Linked DNA regions of Mus musculus: region 2 is linked to region 1. The links are chromatin loops, found by intact Hi-C in ENCODE. Cell type or tissue: gastrocnemius. All regions are shown on one strand.

Region 1 (2,500 bases):
GCGTCTTCCTCGCCCTCAGGCTGCGGCGGCTGCTGGAACCGCCGGCCCCGCGCCCGCCGCCCCATGGCCCACGCGGCTGCACACGCGGAGCGCACACAGCGACCCACCAAACCGCACGCACGCTGCACTTCCGGCTGCATCCCGAGGACCCCGCGGCTGGGTCCTAGCAGAGGCAGTCAAAAAATATGCCTGAAAGACACAACATGCTCCCGCCGAGAACTCACGCAAAAAAAAGGGTGGTATTCCTATAGAGAACGTGTTTCCTCAAATCAACCTTAAACGCCACTGAGCGTGAATCTCCCCGTCTTACACAGAGACTCAGGCACCTGCATGGACGACCTGATCGTAGCGCGTGCGCAGAGAGTCATGGAGTGTTGTCCGATCTGTCGCTGTCCGGGTTAGACTGTGGAGGGGCGTGGTTGCAAGTTAGGCGGGGCGGAGCGAGAGTCTGTTTCGAGCGAAGAGGCGGGGTCTTTGCTGTGTAGGCGGGACTTTGTGGGTGATGCGAGGCTCTGGTGCTCCGCTGTGGCGCTGAGGGGGCGGAGCTCCGGCAGAACTTTTCGCGAGCCAAAGGAGCTCTCAGCCAATGTGTGTAGCGCTCCAAGATCGGGCGGGGCTCTGAGGAGCGGGGCTCGAGACTAAGGCGCCCTCCCCCCGAAGAGGCGTGGCTCCCTGTGTGGGCGGGGTTTTACCCAATCGTTCTCTCGTTTGGATTACGGGCGGGAGGGTATCTTCTGGTGGTGCTAGCCTGTGCTCCTGTCTCCGCCCGAGCAGGTGGCTCGCCCCTCCCCTGGGCAGGTACACCCTGCTGGAGCGCTGGCCCTTGTGGGCTGCTCTGCGCCCTCCTCCTGAGCTTATATGTGGCTCCACTTGGACATCCGAGCATGGAGCACGCTGCTCGACCTCAGCTATGGAGTTGGATGAGTTGCGCCTACTGGATGCGCTAGTCTACCTGGAGGGTTTCCTGGCTTTCGTGGCCTTCGTGGGGCTCCAGATGGTGGGCTCTTCCTACGGCCGCTACTCCTCGCAGTGGTCCGGCCGCCGAGTGCCCGCGCGACCTGCCTGGTTCCTACAGGAGCTGCCTTCAATGGCCTGGCCGCTGTACGAGTGCATCCGTCCTGCAGCCGCCCGACTGGGCAACCTGCCTAACCGCGTCCTGCTAGCTATGTTTCTGATCCACTACGTGCAAAGGTAATGGTCTTCCCTCCTGCGCTTGCTCCCGAGGACCCGCGGCTCAGAGACTTAATTCCGAAATACAAAGGATTGTCTAGAAAGGGAGGTAGAAAGGACCGCACAGAAGCGGTGGAAGTTCGTGTCTGGTCAGGGATAGTGGCACAGTGGTCCGGATTTCTTCCCTGCCCATCTGCAGACTCCGCCCTAAGGAGTATCTGCGATGCCATCCAAGCTGCATTTCTACTGTTTCCCCCTTGGGGAATCTATCCCTGGTAGCCTGTCCCATAGCCAGGTGACCTAGCTTCAGCTTGCTAACAACCTACTCTGGAACCACTGTGGACCCCGAATGTGGACTGGAGCAATTTCAGAGATGTTTTGCTTTCTCTGTGTGAGATGGTATGAATCTTTCCCAGGAGGTGTTATGTGAAAAATGTTTTAGTGACCGCCTCAAGTCTTTGGGTTTTCTAATAAACTGGACTGGACTGTCTCTAGGTCTTATCTTTAACTGACCCAACATTTATTAATAACGTTTAAATGTTTTCATCTAGATTCTGAAAAGTGCACAATTAAAAAAAAAAAAGGATGTCTCTATATCTAAGGAAGTTGAGTTCTGTGACATTTGGGACATGGGAAAGTCTCTTATCCTCTCTGATCCTAAAGTATTCATTTCCCAGAGAGGCTGGGAGAATGCATTGTTGTGTTAATAGCCTCTGCTTTCTTAAATCCAGTGAGGAGAAAGAATGAGTTTCTAGATCTATTGCCCAAAGTCCACTGTGGCCACTATGGTACATGAGTTGATTGATCTTTTGCTGTTTTGTTTTGTTTTGTTTGTTTTTTCAAGACCGAGTTTCTCTGTGTAACAGCTTGGCTGTCCTGGAACTTACTTTATAGACCAGACTGGTCTTGAACTTTCAGAGTTCCACCTGCCTTTGCCTCATGAGTGCTGGGATTAAAGATGTGCACCGCCACCATGCAGGGCTGGGGAGTTGATTTTTGACTGATTTCTTGTCAGTATTAATGCAGGCCCTTTATATGAGGGCACAATCAACATACAAGGAAGACTGAGTTCTGTGTAACCCAAATTGTTGATAGAGTATTCCAGAAGCTGAGGAGATGGCTCAGCAGGTGCATAGCCGTTCAAGCCCAAGGACTTGAGTTTGCATCCCACACAAGATTCTGCAATACCAGTGACCCTGTAGGGAAATGAATGCAGAGATGAGAGAACCCCTAGGGCCCAGGAGCTAGGTAAGATGGTGGTATACACAGCAGCGAACAACAGGTAGAAGGTAAATACCGACAGCCGAAGGTGTCTTCTGACCCACATATA
Region 2 (2,500 bases), 77 kb after region 1:
CGGAGCCCGGATGCAGAGGCCCAAGGACGGCAGAGGCAGAGCGGGCACCCGCTGGGCTGGACCCGCACACCAAACGCACAGGACACCAGAGCTGCTTCCGGCTTCACGGGCCGTGGCGCCCGCACGCGGCGCATGCCAGAGCAGGCGCGTTTGGTGGAGCGCGTTGCGAGCGACGGGCCACGCGTGGCCGGCTCTGCCCAGTCACTCCACCGTACAGAGCACGCGAGGAGAAGGCGGGAGGGCGGGGGCTCGACCCGGTGCAGTCGCAGCGGTTTCGTTTTCCCAGGCGGTCCGCGACCGCAGCACACCAGCCGGCGCGGAAACTTCCACCCGGCACGCTGGCGTGTCTGCGCACGCGCAGCGCGGCCCACACAGCCCAGCGCCGACCCGCACCCGCCCCTCCGGCCCCGCCCTGTCTGTCTGGTCTGCATGCGCCCGCGCCACTGTCTCTCCGCCGCCGCCCGGAGCGCGCAGTGCGCAAGCGCGGTAACCAAGGCGGCGCTGTCTAGTGAGGATTTGAAATCCCCGCGCGTGCGCACTGCGCCGCGGCCCGCGAGGGAGGCCGCGCCCCCGCGCCGCCGCCCCCGCGCCGCCTCCCCGCCCCTCATTGGAGCTGAGGCGGCGGCCCCCATCCCTCTCCGTTCCCGGCCGCCGCCGAGGGCGTCTTTCCGCCGCCGCGCCGCAGGAGCGCCGTGACTGACTGACGGCCCGACGCTCTGGGCCCGCCCCCTCGGCCGGTCACCGCCCCTTCGATGGCCTCTCCCTGCCGCCCGCACGCTACGCCGCCGCCGCCGCGGCCCCCTCGCCCTCCCCGCGCCGCCTGAGCCACCGGGACCGCAGCTGCGCCGCGCGCCCCACCGAGCGCCGCCCGCGCCCATCCGCGCGCACCGGAGCGCGGCCCAGGCCCGTCCGTCCGTCCGTCCGCGCGGCCGGCCCGGGGCGCGGCGGGGCGGGGCGCGGCGGGGGCGGGGCGCGGCGGGCGACGCGGGCCCCGCGGGGGCGGCGCGTGGATGGATCCGCGCGTGGCCTGGATCCAGCCGGAGCAGAAGGGGCCGGCCAATGCCCTGTGGATGCAGATCTGGGAGACCTCGCAGGGCGTGGGCCGTGGCGGCTCCGGCTTCGCGTCCTACTTCTGCCTCAACTCGCCGGCGCTGGACACGGCGGCCGCGCCCGGGGCGGCGGGGCGCGCAGCACCAGCAGCAGGAGGCCCGGGGCCGGCGCCCGCCGCCTCGTCCCCGCCGCCGGCGCCCGGCCCCGCCGCGCTGCCCCCGGCGCTGCTTACCGCGCTAGGGCCCGCGGCGGACAGCGCAAGACGCTTGCACAAGTCCCCGTCGCTGTCGTCGTCGTCGTCCTCGTCGTCGTCCAACGCCGAGTCGGGCACCGAGAGTCCCGGCTGCTCGTCGTCGTCCTCCAGCAGCACCTCGCTCGGCCGCGCCGGCAGCGGCCGCACCTTCTTCAGCTTCGCCGACGGTGCTGCCCACGCACACCCGGGCCCACGCGGCTCCACGCCCGCCGGCTCGCCGCCGCAGCACCAGTTCCACCCGGGTCGGCGGAAACGCGAGAACAAGGCCAGCACGTATGGCCTCAACTACCTGCTGTCGGGCAGCCGCGCGGCCACGCTGAGCGGAGGGGGCGGCCCCGGGGCCCAGGCGGCGCGGCCCGGCACGCCGTGGAAGAGCCGCGCGTACAGCCCGGGCATCCAGGGGTGAGTGCGCCCGAGCCGCGGGGCTGCCAGCGGCGCGGGCACTTTAAAAACTCCGTTGGATCGAGATCCACCAGGCAGGGGGGATTGACAGTTCGGGATGGAGGCCTAGGGCTAGACTAGAAAGTGGTTCCTTTCTTTCCTCTGCTCCAGGGCAGGGAAGCAAGGGCTGGCTGTCAGAGTGGGAAGCGTTTACGCGTGTTCTTTCCTGTAGGCTAAATCCTGTATCTTAGTGTAGTGAGGTTGAATGTAAAAAATTTTTGTTCCCTTTTTTTGAGACAGTAGGTTTTTGGTATTGGTGCAGTTTAGCCATCAAGTGAGGTTTAGAAGTGGAGTCTTGTGTGTGTTGAGGTTACCTCGTACGTTTTAATTTTGGGCAGACGTTCACAGAAAGACCGTCACCTGGGGTTTCTGAAAACCACCTAATAGTACTCAGGTTTTTTTCCTGTGAACTCACAGGAAGGTGTTTTCATTTAAAAATTTTTCCATAAGGCTCAGAGGACCTTAGCGGTTTAATGTCCCCAATGACAGCAAGGTGGGGGTGTTGGTCTGGAATTGCCCCAGGTGAGACTTTTCTAGTATGAAGCTCTTCATTCAACCTATTGGTTGAATTTCTGAACATCTAGAAACAAAATAGTGGTTGTGTAGTCTCAAGACTGGTGAGCTTGATTTGCCTCAGTTCCTGCCGCTCTTAAAGGGCGTCTAACCTCCCCCCCTCCCCCTCACTCCAGGGAGCGACATCCCCAGTTCAAGTCCACCCGGGTGGTTGCTAGGCCCTGGGACTCCTTTGAGGTAACT

The links. Peaks named below come from ENCODE experiments on the same cell type or tissue, not always from the same donor. Only the 100,000 strongest peaks of a DNase experiment are listed, where the experiment ranks them.
Region 2: a loop joins it to region 1, with 2.2 times the contacts of the local background. A loop is called at or near these places in 15 of 42 quality-filtered maps.

The regions. Positions count from the first base shown.
Region 1 is chr13:69,609,658-69,612,157 of GRCm38, reverse strand. Srd5a1 (steroid 5 alpha-reductase 1) reads left to right here and starts at 695. Exons shown (of 5, transcript NM_175283.3): 1 at 695-1,191. The coding sequence starts at 911. Nsun2 (NOL1/NOP2/Sun domain family member 2) reads right to left here and starts at 142. Exons shown (of 19, transcript NM_145354.5): 1 at 1-142. The coding sequence starts at 65. In gastrocnemius, no CTCF peak of the experiment used is centred here; DNase peaks (open chromatin) are centred at 161, 533 and 1,081; H3K4me3 peaks cover 1,608 bases; H3K27ac peaks cover 1,155 bases.
Region 2 is chr13:69,532,693-69,535,192 of GRCm38, reverse strand. It overlaps Tent4a (terminal nucleotidyltransferase 4A), which reads left to right and starts at 1,329. Exons shown (of 13, transcript NM_198600.2): 1 at 1,329-1,705. A930018O16Rik reads right to left here and starts at 878. Exons shown (of 1, transcript XM_011244606.3): 1 at 1-878. The coding sequence starts at 878. In gastrocnemius, no CTCF peak of the experiment used is centred here; DNase peaks (open chromatin) are centred at 440, 1,052, 1,469 and 2,463; H3K4me3 peaks cover 2,500 bases; H3K27ac peaks cover 2,323 bases.